Regions from separate parts of the Homo sapiens genome. Here region 2 is linked to region 1. The links are chromatin loops, found by intact Hi-C in ENCODE. Cell type or tissue: pancreas. All regions are shown on one strand. Links, peaks and the distances in the headings refer to the core of each region. The heading gives the core; the rest is flanking DNA. Region 1 overlaps TICAM1 (TIR domain containing adaptor molecule 1). Region 2 overlaps PLIN3 (perilipin 3).

Region 1 (11,738 bases), core at 2,262-7,261:
CTGAAAATACAAAAAAATTAGCTGCGTGTGGTGGCACATGCCTGTAATCCCAGTTACTCAGGAGGCTGAGATGGGAGGATTGCTTGAGCCTGGGAGGTCCAGGCCGCAGTGAGCTGTGATCGCACCACTGCACTTCAGCCTGAGCAACAGTGAGACCCTGTCTCAAAAAAAAAAAAAAAGCAGCTGGGCATGGTGGTGCATGTTTGTAATCCCAGCACTTTGCGAGCCTGAGGCTGAGCTGGACAGATTACTTGAACCCAGGAGTTTGAAACCAGCCTGGGCAACACAGCAAAACCCCATCTTTACAAAAATTACCTGGGTGTGATGGTGTGCACCTGTGGTCCCAGCTACGCAGGAGGCTGAGGTGGGAGGATTGCTTGGCCTGGAAGTGTTGAGGCTGCAGTGAGCTGTGATCAGACCACTGCATTCCAGCCTGGGTGACAGAGTGGGACCTTGTTTCAAAAATAAATAAATAAATAAATTAATTAATTAATTAATTAATTTTTAAAAAGACTTGGGCATCCACCGGGTGTGGTGGCTCACACCTGTCATCCCAGCACTTTGGGAGGCCGAGGCGGGTAGATCATTTGAGGTCAGGAGCTCGAGACCAGCCTGACCAACACAGTGAAACACTGTCTCTACTAAAAATACAAAATTAGCTGGGCATGGTGGCGTGTGCCTGTAATCCCAGCTACTTGGGAGGCTGAGGCAGGAGAATCACTTGAACCCGGGAGGCAGAGGTTGCAGTGAGCCGAGATAGCACCACTACACTCCAGCCTGGGCAACAAGAGTGAAACTCCATCTCAAAAAAAAAAAAAAAAAAAAAAGACTTGGGGATCAATTCAAATTCAAACATTTATTGAGCATCTGCTATAGACCATACCTTGGGATCCCACAATAAAGCCCACGGACAGGCAGACCATAGACATGTGGGCCATGAATAAGTTGATTGTATTTGTCTCAAACTCCAAAGTGCTGTGGAAAGATGAAGCCTATTCAGGGGATCTGGTGGGTTCTGTTTTGAATGAATTATATTATATTATATTATATTATATTATATTATATTATATTAATTTTTATTTTTTTGAGACAGGGTCTTGCTCTGTCACCCAGGCTGGAATGCGGTGGTATGATCTCGGCTCACTGCAACCTCTGCCTCCCAGGTTCAAGCAATCCTCCTGCCTCAGCCTCCTGAGTAGCTGGGATTACAGGCGTGAGCCACAGTGCCCGGCCAATTTTATTTAATTTTTTAATTTTTTTTTTTTACAGGTACCACCAGGCCCAGCTAATTTTTTGTATTTTTGTTAGAGATGGAGTTTCACCATGTTGGCCAGGTTGGTCTTGAACTCCTGACCTCAAGGCATCCCCCTGCCTCGGTTTCCCAAAGTGCTGGGATGACAGACGTGAGCCACCATGTCCAGCCTTGAATGAATTTTAAATGAGGAGCACGCATGGAGAGGGTGAGGCCTTTGATACCACAGGGAATCAAGAGACAGCATCCCGCTCTGTCGCCCAGGCTGGAGTGCAGTGGCGTGATTGATCATAGCTCACTGCAGCCTCGAACTCCTGGGCTCAAACGACCCTCCCACCTCAGCCTCTGGAGCAGCTGGGACAACAGGTGCCCACCACCAGCTCAGCCAGACGGTGATGTTTGAGCAAAGATCTGAAGCAAGTGATGAGGGAGCCATGTAGGTACCTGGGGGAAGGGCATTCCAGGCTGAAGTCACAGCCTGTGCAAAGGCCCTGAGGCAGGACCGCACCCAACATGTTATAGGAACAACGGGAAGGCTCACATGGCTGGAGCAGAGTGACAAAGGCCAGAGGTCAAGGCAGATGTAAAACTGACCCTGGATTTAACAACACAAGATCACCAAGGACCTTGAGCAGAGCAGTTTCTTTTTATTCTTTTTATTTTATATTTTATTGTATTTTTTTGAGACAGAATCTCGCTCTGTCGCCCAGGCTGCAGTGTAATGGTGAGATCTCGGCTCACTCCAACCTCTGCCTCCCAGGTTCAAGCGATTCTTCTGCCTCAGCCTCCTTAGTAGCTGGGATTACAGGAGTGAGCCACAGTGCCCGGCCAATTTTATTTTATTATTTATTTATTTATTTATTTATTTTCAGACAGAGTCTTGTTCTGCCGCCCAGGCTGGAGTGCAGTGGTGAGATCTCGGCTCACTGCAACCTCTGCCTCCCGGGTTCAAGCGATTCTCCTGCCTCAGCCTCTCAAGTAGCTGGGATTACAGGCGTGTGCCACCACGCTCAGCTATTTGTTGTAATTTTTGTGGAGACGGGGTTTCACCATGTTGGCCAGGCTGGTTTCGAACTCCTGGGCTCAAGTCATCCACCAGCCTCAGCCTCCCAAAGTGCTGGGATTACAGACGTCAGCCACCGCGCCTGGCTGAGCAGAGCAATTTCTGGGACATGCGGCTGGGGTGGGTGGTGGATGGTAATAGTTTCACAGGAAGGACAGGACAGGAAGAGGATCCTGGGGGAACTTCTGGAAATTCTGTTCTGGTGCAAAGCCTGTAGGAAGTGAAGCTGCACCCTGGCCCCTGCCTTCCAGAAGGGCCCTTTATTTTCATGGCCAGAGGGGCCAAGCGGGTCCTGGCTGTGCAGCCTCAGAAACTTCCTCTTTCAGTTCCTGGAGGGAGCCCGCAGGGTCTGGGTCATGCAGTCTCTAGCTTGAGCAGCAGGGTGACCCCTGGCAAAGGCTCAGCATCATGCCAAGCCCAGGAGGGCAACAGATGCTTCTAGAAGAAACTAAGGGCCGGGTGCAGTGGCTCACGCCTGTAATCCCAGTACTTTGGGAGGCCAAGGCAGTAGGATCGCTTGAACCCAGGAGTTTGAGATCAGCCTGGGTAACATAGTGAGATTCTTGTCTTTACAAAAAAATACAAAAGTTAGCCGGGTGTGGTGGTGCCTGCCTGTAGTCCCCGCTACCTGGGAAGCTGAGGCGGGAGGATCGCTTGAGCCCAGGAGTTCAAGGCTACAGTGAACCATGATCTTGCCACTGCACTGCAGGCTGGGTAACAGAATGAGACCCTGTCTCAAAAAATAGGATGGGCATCAGAAAACATATTCATGTTTTGCTCAGTGAGAGAAGGCAGACACAAAAGGCCACACAGTGTGTGATCCAATTTCTTTCTTTTTTTTTTTTTCTGAGATGGAGTCTCGCTCTGTTGCCCAGGCTGGAGTGCAGTGGCGTGATCTCGGCTCACTGCAAGCTCTGCCTCCCAGGTTCACGCCATTCTCCTGCCTCAGCCTCCCGAGTAGCTGGGATTACAGGCGCCCGCCACCACGCCCGGCTAATTTTTTTATATTTTTAGTAGAGACGGGGTTTCACCGTGTTAGCCAGGATGGTCTCGATTTCCTGACCTTGTGATCCACCTGCCTTGGCCTCCGAAAGTGCTGGGATTACAGGTGTGAGACACCGCGCCCGGCCACGTGATCCAATTTCTGTGAAATGTTCAGGACAGGCTCATCCACAGAAACAGGAAGGGGATGCATGGGTGCCGGGGCTGGGGGGAGGCAGTGGGCAGTGTCAGCTGATGGTTCCAGTGCTGCTTTTTGGGGTGATGAAAGTTTCTGAAATTAGATAGTGGCAATAGTTGCATAATATAGTGAATACAGTAAAAACCACTGATGTCTCCACTTAAGAAATAACAGGACCAGGCGCAGTGGCTCACGCCTGTAATCCCAACACTTTGGGAGGCCGAGGTGGGCAGATCACCTGAGGTCAGGAGTTCGAGACCAACCTAGCCAACATGGTAAAACCCCCGTCTCCTACTAAAAATATAAAAAATAGCTGGGTGTGGTGGCGGGCCCCTGTAATCCCAGCTACTTGGAAGGCTGAGGCACAAGAATCGCTTGAACCAGGAGGTGGAGATCACGCCACTGCACTCCAGCCTGGGTGCCGGGGCGAGACGCCATCTCAAAAAATAAAAAATAAACAATAATAATAATAAATGCCGGGCACAGTGGCTCAGGCCTGTAATCCCAGCACTTTGGGAGGCCGAGGCAGGTGGATCACCTAAGGTCAAGAGTTCAGGACCAGCCTGACCAACATGGATAAACCCCGTCTCCACTAAAAATACAAAATTAGCTGGGCATGGTGACGCATGCTTGTAATCCCAGCTACTCAGGAGTTCAAGACCAGCTTGGACAACATATGTGAAACCCCATCTCTACTAAAAATACAAAAATTAGCTGGCCGTGGTGGCGCATGCCTGTAATCCCAGCTACTCGGAAAGCTGAGGCAGGTGAATTGCTTAAACCTGTGAGGCGAAGGCTGCAATGAGCTGAGATCAGGCCACTGCACTCCAGCCTGGGCGACAGAGTAAGAGTTGGTCTCAAAAAAATATGTATCAGAAAGAGATCATTCCAAGCAGGCACATATAGCTGCCCAGCCCGGTCTGGCTGTGTGTATACTGACTTCCAGAAAGAAATCCTCTGTTATTTATTCACATTTCACCGTTTTTAAATAGAGGGGACATTGGGCCGGGCTCGGTGGCTCACGCCTGTAATCCCAGCACTTTGGGAGGCCAAGGCGGGCAGATCACCTGAGGTCAGGAGTTCGAGACCAGCCTGGCCAATATGGAGAAACCTCGTCTCTACTAAAAACACAACATTAGCTGGGCATGGTGGTGCATGCCTGTAATCCCAGCTACTTGAGAGACTGAGGCAGGAGAATCGCTTGAAACCGGGAGGTGGAAGTTGCAGTGAGCCAAGATCGCGCCACTGCACTCCAGCCTGGGCAACAAGAGCAAAAACTCCATCTCAAAATAAATAAAGAAATAAATGGGACATTTTCTTATTTTTTTTTCTTCCTATTTTTCTTCAAGGCTGTTAGGCTCCCAGGGAATCTGGGCTTTCGTGGCCACGTGGGGCCGGCGGGCGGTGGCCACCAGAGGGCGCTGGGGCAGCGCAAATCGCAGCTGAGCCCCTAGAGCTGGGGACCTGGTCCTGCCTGGAGCTGCCTTCCAGACCTTCCAGACCTTCACCCATGCTGTACCACCTTCTAGAACTCTCTCCCCGCCCGTGGCTCATTCCAATGAAGGCCTGAGGTCTTAGCTTACTTCCTTCTTTCAGAAACTTCCTTTAATCTCCCCAGGCCAGTCTAGGGTCCCCTTTGGGGTCCCACAGCTTCCCCATCAGAGCCCCCATCACCCCATAACTGCCTAATACTGTCTGTCTCCAGCACTGGACAACATAGATTTCTTTTCTTTTCTTTTCTTTTCTTTTTAATGGAGTTTCGCTCTGTCATCCAGGCTGGAGTGCAGTGGTGCGATCTCAGCTCACTGCAAGCTCCGCCTCCCAGGTTCACGCCATTCTCCTGCCTCAGCCTCCTGAGTAGCTGGGACTACAGGCGCCCGCCACCACGCCTGGCTAATTTTTTTGTATTTTTGGTAGAGACGGGGTTTCACCATGTTGGTCAGGATGGTCTTGATCTCCTGACCTCGTGATCCGCCTGCCTGGGCCTCCCAAAGTGCTGGGATTACAGGTGTGAGCCACTGCGCCCGGCCTCTTTCTTTCTTTTTTTTGAGACAGAGTCTCACTCCGTAGCCCAGGCTGGAGTGCGGTGGCGTGATCTCGGCTCACTGCAACCTCCACCTCCCAGGTTCAAGCAATTCTCCTGCCTCAGGCTCCTGAGTAGCTGGGATTAAAGGCACGCATCACCACGCTCGGCTAATTTTTGTATTTTTAGTACAGACAGGGTTTCACCATGTTGGTCAGGCTGGTCTTTTAAATCCTGACCTCAAATGATCCTCCCATCTTGGCCTCCCAAAGTGCTGGGATTACAGGCGTGAGCCAAGGAGCCTGAGCTTTTTTTTTTTTTTGAGACAAGGTCCAGCTTTGTCACCCAGGCTGGAGTGCAGTGACACCATGATATCTCACTGCAGCCTTGACTTCCTGGGCTCAAGGGATCCTCCTGCTTCAGCCTCCCAGTAGCTGGGACAGCAGGTGGGTGCCACCAAGCCTGGCTTTTTATTTCATTATTTCATTTCATTTCATTGAGACAGGATTCTCACTGTGTTGACCAGGCTGATCTCAAAGTCCTGGCTTCATGTGATCCTCCCACTTCGGCCTCCCAAACTGCTGGGATTACAGACGTCAGCCACCGTGCCCGACCCTCAGGGCATTCAAAATGACCCTGCTTTACAGATCTACAGGAGGTATGTGGAGACAGCTGGGAATGGGAGTTCCAGACGTGAGGTCTATGGTACAAATGAGGAAGATGAGGCCCAGAAAAAGGCTGCCGGCCGGGCGCGGTGGCTCACGCCTGTAATCCCAGCACTTTGGGAGGCCGAAGCAGGTGGATCACCTGAGGTCAGGAGTTCAAGACCAGCCTGGCCAACATGAGGAAACCCTGTCTCTACTAAAAAAAAAAAAAAAAAAAAAAAAAAAAATTTAGCTGGATGTGGTGGTGGGTGCCTGTCATCCCAGCTACTCAGGAGGCTGAGGCAGGAGAATTGCTTGAACCCAGGAGGCGGAGGTTGCAGTGAGCCGAGATTCCACCATTGCACTCCAGCCTGGGCAAGAAGAGTGAAACTCTGTCACAAAATAGAAGAAGAAGAAAGAAGAAGAAAGAAGAAGAAGAGGAAGAGGAAGAGGAGGAGGAAGAGGAAGAAGAAGAGGAAGAGGAGGAGGAGGAAGAAGAAGAAGAAGAGGAAGAGGAAGGCTGTGTCTTGCCCCAAGTGCCACACTATCTCAGGGAGAAGCAGGGGCTTGAACCCGCTGTTCCTGCTGCCGAGGCCAGCCTGGCTGACCTGGGACAAGTGAAGGTTCCTGGGCCGAATTCTTTTTCAGTCACTTTAAGGAACAGGAAAGGGTCCTCTGAACTGGGCAGGCCCTGAATGTGCCCACATCTCCTCTGCTCTTGTCTCTACCTGGTCCAGCCCCAGCCAACATCACTCACCCAGACCAGTGCAGTCGCCTCCACCCTGGTGCCCCAGCATCAGCCCTGGCCCACCAAGGTCTGTCCTCCCTGCAGCGGCCACCAGAGGGCACCTGTGAGCACTGGAGTCAGGTCCTGTCCCTCCTCTGCCCACAGCCCTGCATGGCTCCCACCCGCCTGGGGGTCAAAGCCCAAGACCTCCCCATGACCCACCAGGCCCTGCTTAACCTGCCCCATCCCCTTTTCGCCCTCCCCTCCTCCCTCTCTGCCCGTCGCTCACTCTGCTCCAGCCTCCTCGCTGTTCCTCCAACACACCAGGTGCCATCTGCCCCCAGGGCCTTTGCATGGGCTGTGCCCTCTGCCTAGAAGGTCATTCCCACTTTCACCTCCAGCTCTTCCCATGACTGACTCCTTTTCTTCCCCCCAGGTCTCAACTCCAACACCCCCTCCTAGAGAGCCCCTTCGGCCACCCCTGCTGAAATTCTTTCTCCTGAGACACTCCCACCACCACTTCTTTTTTTTTTTTTGAGACGGAGTCTCGCTCTGTCGCCCAGGCTGGAGTGCAGTGGTGCGATCTCGGCTCACTGCAAGCTCCGCCTCCCGGGTTCACGCCATTCTCCTGCCTCAGCCTCCCGAGTAGCTGGGACTACAAGTGCCCGCCACCACGCCCGGCTAATTTTTTGTAGTTTTAGTAGAGACGGGGTTTCACCGTGTTAGCCAGGATGGTCTCGATCTCCTGACCTCATGATCCGCCCGCCTCGGTCTCCCGAAGTGCTGGGATTACAGGCGTGAGCCACCGCGCCCGGCCTGTTTTTTGTTTTTGAGACAGAGTTTTGCTCTTGTTGTCCAGGCTGGAGTGCAATAGCCCCATCTCAGCTCACAGCAACCTCTACCTCCTGGGTTCAAATGATTCTTCTGCCTCAGCCTCCCAAGTATCTGGAATTACAGGCGCGTGCCACCACGCCTGGCTAATTTTTTGTATTTTTAGTAGAGACGAGGTTTCACCCTGTTAGCCAGGATGATCTCGATCTCCTGACCTCATGATCCGCCCGCCTCAGCCTCCCAAAGTGCTGGGATTACAGGGGTGAGCCACCGCACCCAGCCCGAAGGCTCTTCACTTTCTGAAACTATTTTGCTTTCTTCTTTTATAATTTGTTTACTATTCCTTCCTCTCCTCCCCTACGGAAATGACAGCCAATGACTAATCACTTCTGTCTGCTGTCTGGGACAACTCCCAGCACACAGTAGGCGCTGGATGAACGTTGGTCAAATGAAGGAATAGCCAGTTCACTGCCCCTGCTCAGGTATTTGCAGCTGGTTCCGGCCTGGATGGTCCGAAACCCTTTGTTGGGAACAACCTCACTGCACCCTGGAATCTCATCTCAGAACTCCACTCCCCAGGTTTCACTTCTGGGCCGCTGCGGCTGCCACCGGGACCAGAGCTCTGACAAAGTCTGAGTCAACAACTAAAATAGCAAGTAGTGCATGGCTGCTGGGTGATTCACACCAGCCTGCTTCCATGTGGCCTGGCAATGGAGGAAGGAGCCTGCAAAGTCAAATCAGGTTGTCAGGAGGGAGGGGCTCCTCAGCTTCCCAGCTCAGTGAGTCCAGTTTCACCTTCGAGGACCCTCCTTTGTTTCCTCCCTTGGAAGTTCAGCTCCTTCCATTGTGATTCCCCGTTTCTGATCTGTGTGAGTTTTGGAGTCAGAATTAATCTCTTTAGGCCTCGGTTTTCCCCATCTGTAAGGTGGGTCCATAATAGAAGCTTCTACCTTGAGGGGTCATTTTGAGGATGAAAATGTGTTTGTTTATTTATGTATTTAATTTTTTGTTATATAGATGAGGCCTTCCTATGTTGCCCAGGCTGATCTCAAACGTCTGGCCTCGCCTCCTTACACGCCAGGACAACGGGCCTGCAACACCGTGCCTCCCTATTTATTTTTATTTTATTATTTTATTGTTATTTTTGGAGATGGAGTTTCACTCTCGTCACCCAGGCTGGAGTGCAGTGGTGCAATCTCGGCTCACTGCAACCTCCACCTCCCGAGTTCAAGCGATTCTCCTGCCTTAGCCTCCCAAGTAGCTGGGATTACAGGCACCCACCACCACACCCAGCTAATTTTGTATTTTTAGTAGAGACGGGGTTTTACCATGTTGGCCAGGCTGGTCTCGAACTCCTGTCCTCAGGTGATCCACCCACCTCGGCCTCCCAAAGTGCTGGGATTACAGGCATGAGCCACCATGCCCTGCCTATTTTTATTTATTTATGTATGTATTTACTGATACAGAGTCTTGCTCTGTTGCCCAGGCTGGAGTGCAGTGGCGCAATCTCAGTTCACTGCAATCTCCGCCTCCCAGGTTCAAGCGATTCTCCTGCCTCAGCCTCACAAGTAGCTGAGACTACAGGTGTGTGCCCCATGCCCAGCTGGTTTTTCTATTTTTAGTAGAGACAGGGTTTCATCATGTTGGCCAGGCTGGTCTCGAACTCCTGACCTCAAGTGATCCGCCTGCCTTGGCCTCCAAAAGTGCTGGGATAACAGATGTGAGCCACCATGCCTGGCCTATTTATTTATTTATTTTTTAAAAAGAGTTGGATGTCTTATTCAGTTGATAAATAAATAAATACATACATAAATAAGAAAGATGCGGCTGGGTGTGGTGGCTTACGCCTGTAATCCCAGCACTTTAGGAGCCCAAGGCAGGTGGATCACCTGAGGTCAGGAGTTTCAGACCAGCGTGGCCAACATGGCGAAACCCCATCTCTACTAAAAATACAAAAATTAGCCGGGTGTGGTGGCGAGCTCCTGTAATCCCAGCTACTCGGGAGGCTGAGGCAGGAGAATAGCTTGAACCCGAGAGGTGGAGGTTACAGTGAGCTGAGCTCTCTTCACTGCACTCCATCCTGGGTGAGAGAGCCAGACTCCATCTCAGGAAAAAAAAAAAATAGAGATGGGGTTTCATTATGTTGCCCAAGCTGGTCTTGAATTCCTGGCCTCAAGCAACCCTCCCACTTCAACCTCCCAAAGTTCTGGGATTAATTACAGATGTGAGCCACCACAGCACCCAGTCTTGTTTATGTATTTAGACACTCCAGAATCAATACATGTTAAGTGTCCAACAAACCTTGGCTCCATTCTTATTCTTAGAAGGTCTGTCACCCTGAAAAATATTAATCCCTTCCATGTGGGTCCCCATACTTAATGAGTGCTGCACCTGCTACCCAGGTATGGTGTACCTGATATGTGGTTCTGCATATGATCCGCTGAGGCCTTGAAACAACAGCCTCCACAGACCCATTTCTCAGATGAAAAAGCAGAGGCTCCGACAGGGGAGGCACTTGCCAAATGTCACACAGTGGCATCGGAGTCCAACCTTGGTGGGGGCATCAAAGGCAGACCCCAAAGAAAAAGGAAGGGCTGCAGCAAAAACTGCTAAATGTCCCCCAATGGCATTCATTCAAATTCATGCATTTATTCACTCATCCATTCATTCACTCACTCATTCATTCATTCACTCATCCTTTCACTCACTCATCCATTCACTCATTCATTCACTCACTCGTTCATTCATTCACTCATTCATTCACTCACTCGTTCATTCATTCACTCATTCATTCACTCGTTCATTCTTTCACTCATTCATTCACTGACTCGTTCATTTATTCACTCACTCATTCACTCATTCATTCATTCACTCACTCGCTCACTCATTCATTCATTCATTCATTCATTCATTCATAGCTCACTGCAGCCTTCGGCTCCTGGGCTCAAGCAATCCTCCCACCTCAGCCTCCTGAGTACCTGAGACTACAGGCGTGCACCACCACGCCCAGCTAACTTTTGTATTTTTGAAGAGACGCGGTCTCACCATGCTGCCCAGGCTGCACCCTCCCCGCCCTCAACAATATCTTTTCCCTCCACCTTTCCTGGTATTAGAACCCCGACTCGGGAGGCACACGGCCGTTCAGAAAGGACTACATTTCCCAGGGTTCCTTGCGGCAGGAGCAGGGCCATGTGATTATATTCTGGCCAATGGGATGAGGGCAAAGGCCGGTCTATGCCCTCCAAGAAGAGGCGTGCACTTCCCGCTTCCTGTTCCCTTTTGCGGGAGCGGGAGCCACGTGTTTTATAACAAATAGCCAGGCAGAAGGTGTCCCAGAAGACAATGGCGCTGCGGAAGCATTCAATAAATATTTATTATAATTAAAAGACCGTAGCAATACCCCCACCACCAAGACCCTTCACCCAGAAATAGAGAGATTGGAATTGTAAACACCGTATCCAGTTCTGACCACCCTGAAAGCCAGGGCATCATCGCGCCCGTTTTGTCCTAAATGAAGGGCTCCCGGACAATGTCCTGAAAGTGGCAGATGACCTCATCTTCCACTGTCCACAGGGCACAGGGCAGACCGGGGTGCTCTATGGGGTCCTGGCCGATGCCTGGGTCCAGGGGTGTTCCCCAGGTGGTCAGGCAAGGACACGCGGTCATTCTGCCTCCTGCGTCTTGTCCTCGGGCGCCTGGGACCCTCTCTGGTTCCACATGTGGTTGTTCAGCCCCAGCTGTACCATCTGTGCGTGGTGGATAATGAGGGGTTGCAGCCCTGGGCTCTGAGGGGGTGCGGGTGAGGCCGTAGGGAAGGCTGGGGACTGCGGGAAGGGCAGTGACTGTGGAAAGGCTGCTGGCTGTGGGGAGGGCGGTGGGGGGGTGCCAGCCTGCCATGCGTGCAGGGGTGGCGGCTGCGGGCACCCCGGCCAAGTGGGAAAGGGTGGCGGGGCTCCCAGGGGCACCTGGCCCCCAAAGGGCATTCGAGCCCCATAGGGCGCCCCAGTCCCAAATGACA
Region 2 (11,738 bases), core at 2,328-7,327, 43 kb after region 1:
TAATTGTTTTAAATTATTTTTTGTAGAGATGGGGTCTTGCTATATTGCCCAGGTGGGTCTCAAACCCCTGGACTCATGCGATCCTCCTGCCTTGGGCTCCCAAAGCACTTGAGGGACTCACACAAAGAGGTGTGAGCCACTGTGCCCGGCCCCAGACAGTGTGGTTTGTGGCAGCATCCTGAGCAAATGAGTGTACAACCAGATACAGTGCCAGGAGCAAGCGGGAATGGCCCTGCCAGCCTGCAGAGGGGTGAGCAATAAGCCACTGAGCTCTGGGTGGGTGTCTGCTGCGGGGTGAAGGCTGCTGGCTCAGGGCCCCGACCCCCTGGAACCTCACCAGGCTTAGGACCTGCGACAGCTGCAGCAGAGCCTCCTGTGCCCTCTGCTTGGTGGCTCGAAGCTTGCCCAGCGAGTGCTCATAGGCGTGCTGCCGCAGCCTCTCCGACAGGGAGCCCAGACGTACGAAGTAGCTCTGTTCCTGCCGCTGCTGCTGCACGGACGCGACGTCAAAGCCATCCAGGGATGTGGCGATGCGGGCTGCAAGGAAAAGGAGAAGGGTCTCTGTGAAGACCAGAACACACAGCTGGGCTCGTCCCATGCAGACAGTCCCAAGAATCACACTGTCCAGTTTATTTATTTATTTATTTAGAGATGGAGTCTCGCTCTGTCGCCCAGGTTGGAGTGCAGTGGTGTCATCTCGGCTCACTGCAACCTCTGCCTCCCGGGTTCAAGTGATTATCCTGCCTCAGCCTCCCGAGTAACTGAGATTACAGGCGCCCGCCACCATGCCCAGCTAATTTTTGTATTTTTAGTAGAGACGGGGTTTCACCATGTTGGCCAGGCTGGTCTCGAACTCCTGATCTCCAGTGATTCATCCGAACTGGCCTCCAAAAGTGCTGTGATTATAGGCGTGAGCCACCACACCTGGCCATGCTGTCCAGTTTATAACCCAGTTCTACTTCTTATAAACCTCGAAGGCCTGGGAGCAAAGGATTCTGCCTTGGTTTTCCCTATCTGCAAAACGGGGATAAGGAAAATTAAACCTCACAGGAATCAGAGACCTTAGACTAGCAGGAGGGTCTCAAGCTATGGCCTGCAGGCCAGACCTGCCTTGGACAACCTGTGAATATAGGCCTGAATGTTCATTATGCAGTCCTGCAGAGAATAACAGCATTCCAGCCAGCAATACATCACATATACTACAGAGGTCCCATAAGATTATAATACCGTAGGCCGGGTGCAGTGGCTCATGCCAGTAATGCCAGCCCTTTGGGAGGCCAAGGCGGGCAGATCACTTGAGGTCAGGAGTTCAAGACTAGCCTGGCCAACATGGCACTACCCCATCTCTACTAAAAATACAAAAATTAGCCAGGCGTGATGGCACTAGCCTGTAATCTCAGCTACTTAGGAGGCTGAGGCAGGAGAATCGCTTGAACCCGGGAGGTGGAGGCTGCAGTGAGCCAAGATCACACCACTGCACTCCAGCCTGGGTGAGAGTGAGACTCCGTCTCAAAAAAAAAAGAGAATAATGACATTTCAGCCAACAATGGACTGCATATACTACAGTGGTCCCATAAGATTATAATACCATATATACCGTATTTTTCCTGTACTTTTTCTTCTTTTTTTTAGACAGGGTCTCGGTCTGTTGCCCAGGCTGGAGTACAGTGGCACGACCTCAGCTTACTGCAGGCTCAACCTCCCAGCTTCAAGCTATCCTTCAACCTTGGCCTCCCGAGTAGCTGGGACTACATAAAGCTGGGACTACGGCAAGACACCTGGCTAATTTTTGTACTTTTTGTAGGAATGGGGTCTCACTATGTTGCCCAGGCTGGTCTTGAAATCCTGGACTCAAGCAATCTGCTCGCCTCAGACTCCCAAAGTGCTAGGTTTACAGGTGTGAGCCATTGCACCTGGCTTCCTGTACCTTTTCTATGTTTAGATCTGTTTGTTTTGTCGGTTTTTATATTTTGAAGTACAGTCTCGCTCTGTTGCCCAGGCTGGAGTGCAGCGGTGCAATCATAGCTCACTGTAGCCTTGAACTCCCAGGCTCAAGTGATCCTCCTGTCTCAGCTCCCAAATAGCAACTGGGACTACAGGCGTGCACTAGCACACCCAGCTAATTTTTAAATTTTTTGTAGAGATGGGGTCTATGTTGTCCAGGCTGGTCTGGAACTACTGGGCTTAACTAATCCTCCCACCAAAGTGCTGGGATGACAGGTGTGAGCCACCACGCCTGGCCTCATCCCATGTTCGTAGGTTCATATGTGTATATGCATGTATTTATTTACTTATTTATTTATTTATTTATTTTTTTGAGACAGAGTCTCACTCTGTTGCCCAGGCTGGAGTGCAATGGCATGATCTCGGCTCACTGCAACCTCCGCCTCCCGGGTTCAAGTGATTCTCCTGCCTTAGCCTCCTGAGTAGCTGGGATTACAGGAATGTGCCACCATGCTTGGCTAATTTTTGTATTTTTAGTAGAGATGGGGTTTCACCATGTTGGCCAGGCTGGTCTCAAACTCCTGACCATGTGATCCAGCTGCCTCAGCCTCCGAAAGTGCTGGGATTACAGGCATGAGTCACCACACCTGGCCTTTATTTTTTTTGAGATGGAGTTTCACTCTTGTTGCCTGGGCTGGAGTGCAATGGCGCAGTCTTGGCTCACCACAAGCTCTGCCTCCCAGATTCAAGCCATTCTCTTGCCTCAGCCTCCCGAGTTAGCTGGGATTACAGGGATGCGCCACCATGCCTGGCTAATTTTGTATTTTTAGTAGAGATAGGGTTTCTTTATGTTGGTCAGGCTTGTCTCGAACTCCCGACCTCAACCTCCACCCGCCTCAGCCTCCCAAAGTACTGGGATTACAGCCATGAGCCACTGCGCCCAGCTGCATGTATTTATTTAATCCTGCTCCTACTGTACCCATGCTTTTTTTTTTTTGAGATGGAGTCTCACTCTGTCGCCCAGGCTGGAGTGCAGCGGCCCAATCTTGGCTCACTGCAACCTCTGCCTCCCAAGTAGCTGGGATTACAGACGCCTGCCACCGCACCTGGCTAATGTTTATTTTATTATTATTATTTTTTTGAGACGGCGTCTAGCTCTATTGCCCAGGCTGGAGTGGAGTGGCATGATCTCGGCTCACTGCAAGCTCCGCCTCCCAGGTTCATGCCATTCTCCTGCCTCAGTCTCCCGAGTAGCTGGGACTACAGGCACCCGCCACCACGCCCGGCTAATTTTTTTTTTTTTTTTTTTTTTTTTTTTAGTAGAGATGGGGTTTCACTGTGTTAGCCAGGATGGTCTCGATCTCCTGAACCTGTGATCCGCCCGGCCTTGGCCTCCCAAAGTGCTGGGATTACAGGCGTGACCCACCGTGCCCGGCCTAATTTTTGTATTTTTAGTAGAGACCGGGTTTCACCATGTTGGCCAGGCTTGTCTCAAACTCTTGACTTCAGGTGATCTGCCCACCTCGGCCCACCAAAGTGCTGGGATTACAGGCTGAGCCACCGCGCCCTGCCTATATCCTAAGCTACTTATTTGCAAAAATCCCAATCCCCGCACTTTGGGGGGCTAAAGCAGTAGGATCACTCCAGCCAAGGAGTTCTGGATCAGCTGGGATGACAGAGGGAGACCCCGTCTTTACCAAAAATTAAATAAAGAAAAATTAGTTGGGCGTGATGGTGTGTGCTTGTAGTCCCAGCTACTCGGAGGCTGAGATGGGAGGCTCGCCTCAACCCAGGAGTTGGAGGCTGCATTGAGCTATGATCGCACCACTGCACTTCAGCCTGGGCAAGAGAGTGAGACTCTATCTCTAAAACAAATAAATAAAAAAGGGCCGGGCATGGTGGCTCACACCTGTAATCCCAGTACTTGGGGAGGCCGAGGTGGGCAGATCACAAGGTCAGGAGTTCGAGACCAGCCTGGCCAACATAGTGAAACCCCGTTTCTACTAAAAATACAAAAAATTAGCTGTGTGGTGGCAGGTGCCTGTAATCCCAGCTACTCAGGAGGATGAGGCAGGAGACTCGCTTGAACCCAGGAGGCAGAGGTTGCAGTGAGCTGAGATCACGCCATTGCACTCCAGCCTAGGTGACAGGGCGAGACTCTGTCTCTAAATAAATAAATAAATTAATTAAAGAAGAATATCAAATAAACAGTGCAGGGAGTGCGAATATGTGACCGAGATGACTGGAGTGGGATGTCTGGCCTGGCGGGAACACCAGCATTGTTGTCACAGTTCAGTGAGATCTCAAGTTTAGTCACGTATTTATGCAGGAGCGGAGTGGCGAAGGGGGAAGAGGAGGAGGGCGGGGAGAGGACAGGGGAGGTTGTGCAGGACCTTGTGGGCTGTGACGAGGACTTGGGCTTTGACCCCAGGGGAGGTGGGGTCCATGGAGGGCTGTGGGCAGAGGGACGGGTTCTGACTCAGGTGGTCACAGGCGCCCTCTGGTGGCTGCTGTGGGGAGGAGACTGTGGTGGATGAGGGCGGGAGCTGGTGAGCAGGACAGAGGGGACTGCGTTAGTGATGAGATTCCAAGATGCCCGGGAGAAGTGGCAGGGACGAGGCGGCAGTGAGTGTCGGCACAGACCCCAGGAGGCCGACAGCGGCTTCCGGTCAGGGGGCCTGGGGAGGGGTCCCAGAGCAGCCCGCTGGCCACACTTACCCAGTTCGGCATCCGTAAGGGGCAGGTGGTTGTCCGCCCACTCCTCCGACTTCCCCAGCACCGTGTCGACCCCACTCAACACCATCTGGCCCAAGCGGGAGCCCATGACCGATTGGACGCCGCCGGTCACTACGGACTTTGTCTTGTCCACGCCGCTCTGCACAGCACCGCGGGTCGCGTCCACCGCCTCCGACAATTGGGTGGCCACCGTGTCCTTGGCGCTAGACACCATCTCTTGGGCCCCCGACACCTTAGACGACACAAGCTCCTTGGTGTCCGCCAGGACCTAGGAGATGCAACAGCATCAGCATCTCTGCCTTCCCTCCATATCTGGGCACCCCTCCCCTGCACCCCAACTTCCAGGGAGACCGAGGCGGGGAGCGCCATCCCCCGGGTGACCCCAGCATCTCCGTCTTCCCTCTGTATGTGGGCACCCCTCCCCTGCACCCCAACTTCCAGGGAGACTGAGGCAGGGAGCGCCATCCCCCAGGTGACCCTGAGTCTGGAGTTGTGGGCATGACCTCATACTCTGCAGCCAGACTACCTAGGCTCCGTTCCTAGCTAGCTACTTCTCAGCTGTGTGGCTTCAGGAAAGTCACTCTACCTCCCTGTACCTCATTTCTTTCTTTCTTTTTTTTTTTTGGAGACAGGGTCTTGCTCTCTTGCCCAGGCTGGAGTGCAGTGACACCATCTCAGATCACTGCAACCTCTGTCTCCCGGGTTCAAGCAGTTCTCCTGCCTCAGCCTCCGAAGCAGCTGGGATTACAGGTGCCCGCCACCATGCCTGGCTAATTGTTTTTTGTTGTTGCTGTTGTTGAGATGGAGTTTCACTCTCGTTGCCCAGGCTGGAGTGCAATTGTGTGATCTCGGCTCACTGTAACCTCCGCCTCCTGGGTTCAAGCGATTCTCCTGCCTCAGCCTCCCGAGTAGCTGGGATTACAGGCATGCGCCACCACGCCAGGCTAATTTTGTATTTTTAGTAGAGATGGGGTTTCACCATGTTGGTCAGGCTGGTCTCAAACTCCTGACCTAGTGATCCGCCCACCTCAGCCTCCCAAAGTGCTAGGATTACAGGCATGAGCCACTGCACTCTGCCTGTTTTTTGTTTTTTTTTTTCAATTTAATTTTTTTTCTTTTGAGATGGAGTCTCCCTCTGTCACCCAGGTGGAGTGCGGTGGCACAATCTCGGCTCACTACAAACTCCACCTCCTGGGCTCAAGTGAGCCTCCCACCTCAGCTTCCCCAGCGAGTAGCTGTGACCACAGGCACGTACCACCACTCGTGGCTATTTTTTATCTTTTATTTTTATTTATTTATTAATTTTTTTGAGGCGGAGTTTCACTCTTGTTGCCCAGGCTAGAGTGCAATGGTGCAATCTCGATTCACTGCAACCTCTGCCACGTGGGTTCAGGTGATTCTCCTGCCTCAGCCTCCCAAGTAGCTGGGATTACAAGCACATGCCACCATGCCGAGCCGATTTTTGTATTTTTAGTAGAGACGGGTTTCACCATGTTGGCCAGGCTGGTCTTGAACTCCTGACATCAGGGGATCCACTTGCCTGGGCCTCCCAAAGTGCTGGGATTACAAGCATGAGCCACTGCGCCCAGCCTTATTTTTTATTTTTTGTAGAGACAAAAAATACAAAAAATTAGCCGGGTGCAGTGGTGCATGTCTGTAATCCTTACTACTCAAGAGGCTGAGGCGGGAGAATCCCTTGAACCCGGGAGGTGGAGTTTGCAGTGAGCCGAGACTGCACCACTGCACTCCACCCTGGGTGACAGAGAGAGACTCTGTCTCCAAAAAAAAACAAAAACAAACAAACAAAAAAAAGCTTTGCATGGAATCCTTTGACTACGCCCCACCCAGCACATGGTGAGCGCTCATCTGTCAATACCTGCTGTTCTCGAATCTAAGTCTTTTTTTTTTTTTTCTTTTGAGACAGGGTCTCACTGTGTCACTCAGGCTGGAGTGCAGTGGTGCAATCATAGCTTACTCAAGCCTTGACCTCTTCGGCTCCAGCGATCCTCCCACCTCAGCCTCCCAAGTAGCTGAGACTACAGGTACGCACCACCACACCCGGCTTATTTTTTTATTTTTTGTAGAGACAAGGACTCTCCATGTTGCCCAGGCTGGTTTCGAACTCCTGGCCTCAAGCAGTCCTCCTGCTTTGGCCTCCCAAAGTGCTGGGATGACCGACATGAGCCACTGTGTCCAGCTGAAGCTAAGTCTTTAGACAGATCTCTATGCAGAGGGCTCTCCGCAAAGTTGAAAACCACACCTGCCCCATTCCTACCCAAGTTGGTGCTTCCCTGAAGACTCAGTCCTCTTGTACTCATGAGAGTTCATCTTTTTGTGGGGGAAGAGGGTGTGAGAGTCAAGTTTTTTGTTTTTGTTTTTGTTTTTTTTTACAGAGTTTTTGCTCTTGTCACCCAGGCTGGAGTGCAGTGGCACTATCTCGGCTCACCGCAACCTCCACCTCCCAGGTTCAAGCGGTTCTCCTGCCTCAGCCTCCCCAGCAGCTGGGACTACAGGCGTGCACTGCCACGGCCGGCTAATTTTTTGTATTTTTAGTAGAGACGGGGTTTCACTGTGTGAGCCAGCATGAGCCAACGCCCCCGATGAGAGTCAGGTTCTAACAGCCCCACTACTCAGTGAACACGCACGTTCTCACACTGGCCCGGATTAAAATCTAGCTCTGACAACACCACCGTCCCCCAGAACCTGGGGAAAGTTACCTCTTCACAAAGGGGGAAAAAACTCATAGGGCCCAGAATTGAGAGAGCATTGCACCTCTCAAAAAGTCAAGAGCTCACAGCAGGCCAGGCACGGTGGCTCACACCTGTCATCCCGGCACTTTGGGAGGCTGAGGTGGGAGGATCGCTTGGGCCCAGAAGTGTGAGAACAGCCTGGGCAACATAGTAAGACCTCACCTCTACAAAAAATACAAAAATTGGCCGGGCACGGTGACTCACGCCTATAATCCCAGCACTTTGGGAGGCCAAGGCAGCTGGATCACCTGAGGTCAGGAGTTCGAGACCAGCCTGGCCAACATGGTGAAACCCCATCTCTACTAAAAATACAAAAATTTGCTGGGCGTAGTGATGGGCGCCTATAATCCCAGCTACTTGGGAGGCTGAGGCAGGAGGATCACTTGAACCCAGGAGGCAGAGGTTGCAGTGGGCTGAGATCACGCCACTGCATTCCAGCCTGGGCAACAGAACGAGACTCCATCTGAAAAAAAAAAAAAAAAAAAAAAAAAGCTCCCAGCTGCTGCTCTGTTCAGTGACCTTGAAGAATTCACCCTGAGCTTATCCCTTCTATAAACAGAAAGACTGTTGGCCTCCTACGCTATCAGTGGGAGAGAAAGGGAAGCAAGGGCTTGGCCCTGAGACGGGGGCTCCTGGTTGACGTTTCCCATCTTCCTGTAAGCTCAGCAGTTTCCATCCCCCCTCAGCCAAGCCCACTATTGGCCTTTGCTGATAAGGTGTAGGCATGGCTGGGCATAGTGGCTCACAACTATAATCCCAGCACTTTGGGAAGCCAAGGCAGGCAGGAGGATTGCTTGAGCCCAGGAGTTTGTTTTTTGTTTTGTTTCTGAGATGGAGTCTCGCTCTGTTGTTCTGATCTCGTGATCCGCCCGCCTCGGCCTCCCAAAGTGCTGGGATTACAGGCGTGAGCCACCGTGCCTGGCTAGCCTGGGAGTTTGAGACCAGCCTGGGCAATATAGCAAGACCCCATTCCTACAAAAAATTAAAAAATTAGTCAGGTGTGGTGGTGCACACCTGTAGTCCCAGCTTCTCAGGAGGCTGAGAGCTGGGAGGATTGCCTAAGTCTAGGAGGTCAAGGCTGTAGTGAGCCAAGATCACGCCACTGCACTCTAGCTTGGGCTACAGAGCAAGACCTTGTCTCAAAAAAAAAAAAAAAATGCAAGTTGACAACCGCTCTGCTGTTTCCCAGCTAAGGCCATTTCTGCATAAATGGGAGGTGAGGAAGTCTAACCATGATGGGACAGCACAGCTCCCCGGCATACAGTAGGCACTCAATAGCAAGTGGATGAATAAGCTGCCTGTCCCTGCAGGTGGTCTCAGGGAAAGTCCAAGGATGCTGGGATGCGGCTGGCTTGTCCTGCCTCCAACCCAGGGATCACCTATTTCTGATGCTACAGACCCAGACACAAGCAGGTGGTACCCGAGGGTGGCCCTTCTGTAACCACTGGGCTGAAGCGGACATGGAGCACCTGAATACTTAATAAGCATCTATCTGCAGGGCGCGGTGGCTCACACCTGTAATCCCAGCACTTTGGGAGGCCGAGGCAGGCAGATCACCTGAGGTTGGGAGTTCGAGACCAGCCTGACCAACATGGAGAAACCCCATCTCTACTAAAAAGATAAAATTACCCAGGCATGGTGGTGCATGCCTGTAATCCCAGCTACTCGGGAGGCTGAGGCAGGAGAATCGCTTGAGCCCGAGAGGCGGAGGTTGCAGTGAGCCGAGATCGCACCATTGCACTCCAGCCTGGGCAACAAGAGCAACACTCTGTCTCAAAAAACTAAAAAAATAAGCATCTACCCTGTGCCAGGCTGCCTGCTGGGCACTGGACACAGCCACAAAGCAGGCAGCCTGTGCCCTGGTCCCAGCTGGGGAGACAAACAATAACCGATTAAGCCTCACACTTATCTGAAGGAGGGTGTTTTTTTTTTTTTTTTTGAGACAGAGCCTTGCTCTGTTGCCCAGGCTGGAGCGTGGTGGCACGATCTCGGCTCACTGCAACCTCTTGCCTCCCAGGTTCAAGTGATACTCGTGCCTCAGCCTCCCGAGTAGCTGAGATTATAGGAACTCACCATCACGCCTGGCTGATTTTTGAATTTTTAGTAGACACAGGGTTTCACCATGTTGGCCAGGCTGGTCTCGTACTCCTGATCTCAAGTGATCTGCACGCTTCGGCCTCCCAAAGTGCTGGGAGTAAGGCGTGAGCCACCACGCCTGGTCTGTGCCTCATTTTTTCATCCCAGGCTGTTATAGGTTGAATTATGGCCCCCTCAACCCCAAATTCTTATGTTGAAGTCCTGATCCCCAGGGGTAAGAATGTGGCTGTATTTAGAGACAGGGTCTTTAAAAAGCGGTGATTAAGGGAAACTGAGGTAGGGCACAGTGGCACACTCCTATAATTCTAGCACTTTGTGGGGCTGAGGCAGGAGGATTGCTTGAGCCCAAGAGTTGGAGACCGGCCTGGGCAATATGGCGAGACTCCGTCTTGACAAAAAGTACAAAAATTAGCCAGGCGTGGTGGATGCACCTAGTCCCAGCTACTCAGGAGGCTGAGGCAGGAGGATCTGTTGAGCCCAGGAGTCTGAGAACAGCCTGGGCAACATGGTGAAAACTCGTCTCTACAAAAAATTAAAAATAGCCAGGCATGGTGGTGCATGCCTGTGGTCCCAGCTACTTGGGAAGCTGAGATGGGAGGATCACTTGAGCCCAGGAGTTCAAGGCTGCAGTTGAGCCATGATCACACTACTGCACCCCACCCTGGGTGACAGAGTGAGAACCTGTCTCAAAAAAAAAATTTTTTTTTTTAATGTTAAGAGCCAACATTTGCTACAAGCCATGTGCTGTTCTGGGCCTTCAGGTGTTAACCCCAGGTCAGCATTGCCATTCTGTAGAAAAGAAAGTGGGACCCAGGCTGGGCCTGGTGGCTCATGTCTGTAATCCCAACACTTTGGGAGGCCAAGGCAGGTGGATCACCTGAGGTCGGGAGCTCGAGACCAGCCTGACCAACATGGTAAAACCCCATCTCTACTAAAAATACAAAAATTGGCCAGGTGTGGTGGCACATGTCTGTAATCCCAGCCACTCGGGAGGCTGAGGCGGGAGAATCGCTTGAACCTGGGAGGTGGAGGTTGCAGTGAGCTGAAACTGCACCAGTGCACTCCAGCCTGGGCAACAAGAGCGAAACTCCATCTTAAAAAAAAAAAGAGGGGGCCGGGCACAGTGGCTCATGCCTGTAATCCCAGCACTTTGGGAGGCCGAGGCGGGAGGATCACGAGGTCAAGAGATTGAGACCATCCTGGCCAACTTGGTGAAACCCCGTCTCTACTAAAAATACAAAAATTAGCTAGGCGTGGTGGCAGACGTCTGCAACCCCAGCTACTCAGCAGCCTGAGGCAGGAGAATCGCTGGAACCCGGAGGTGGAGGTTGCAGTGAGCCGAGATTGCACCACTGCACACCAGCCTGGCAACAGAGCAAGACCCCGTCTCAAAAAAAAAAAAAAAAAAAAAAAAGTGAGGCCCACAGAGGCAAAGTAACTTGTGTGAGGGCCACCCAGCTGCTGAGGGGCAGGACACAGTTTGGAACATGGTGTTTTTTTTGTTTTGTTGTTTTTGAGACAGAGTCTCGCTCTGTCGCCCAGGCTGGAGTGTAGTGGCGCGATCTCAGCTCACTGCAACCTCCGTCTCCTGGGTTCAAGTGATTCTCTTGCCTCAGCCTCCCGAGTAACTAGGACTACAGGCACACGCCACCACGCCAAGCTAATTTTTTTTTTTGTAGTTTTAGTAGAGATGGGGTTTCACTGTGTTTGCCAGGATGGTCTCGATCTCCTGACCTTGTGATCCGCCCACCTCAGCCTCCCAAAGTACTGGGATTACAGGCATGAGCCACCGCGCCTGGCCAGAATATGGTGTTTTTTTGGTTTTTTTTTTTTTTTTTGAGATGGAGTTTCACTCTTGCTGCCCAGGCTAGAGTGCAATGGCATGATCTCGGATCACTGCAACCTCCGCCTCCAGGGTTCAAGAAATTCTCCTGCCTCAGCCTCCCGAGTAGCTGGGATTACAGGCACCCGCTACCACACCCAGATAAATTTTGTATTTTTAGTAGAGACGGGGTTTCTCCATGTTGGTCAGGCTGGTCTCAAACTCCCAACCTCAGGTGATCCTCCCGCCTTGGCCTCCCAAAGTGCTGGGATTACAGGCATGAGCCACCGCGCCCGGCCAGGAACATGGTGTTTTGATGTTTTGACTTTCCTGCCGCCAACCTTTTCTGACTAATAAGTTATGGAGGTGGCAACATTCTGTGTAAAGGG

Evidence for each region. Peaks named below come from ENCODE experiments on the same cell type or tissue, not always from the same donor. Only the 100,000 strongest peaks of a DNase experiment are listed, where the experiment ranks them.
Region 2: a loop joins it to region 1, with 2.3 times the contacts of the local background. A loop is called at or near these places in 102 of 110 quality-filtered maps.

Annotation. Positions count from the first base shown.
Region 1 is chr19:4,804,857-4,816,594 of GRCh38, forward strand. TICAM1 (TIR domain containing adaptor molecule 1) reads right to left here. Exons shown (of 2, transcript NM_182919.4): 2 at 11,076-11,738. The coding sequence ends at 11,383. Among named protein-coding and RNA genes, the nearest start is that of FEM1A, 19 kb to the left of the region's middle. RefSeq lists enhancers at 7,663-8,862, 8,052-8,131, 8,282-8,371, 10,997-11,126. In pancreas, for the core only: CTCF peaks have their summits at 4,895 (motif pointing right) and 6,981 (motif pointing right); DNase peaks (open chromatin) are centred at 4,935 and 7,005; H3K27ac peaks cover 1,350 bases.
Region 2 is chr19:4,847,354-4,859,091 of GRCh38, forward strand. It overlaps PLIN3 (perilipin 3), which reads right to left. Exons shown (of 8, transcript NM_005817.5): 5 at 4,663-4,948; 6 at 338-537. Among named protein-coding and RNA genes, the nearest start is that of PLIN3, 14 kb to the right of the region's middle. RefSeq lists a silencer at 4,404-4,493. In pancreas, for the core only: a CTCF peak has its summit at 4,470 (motif pointing left); DNase peaks (open chromatin) are centred at 4,478 and 4,868.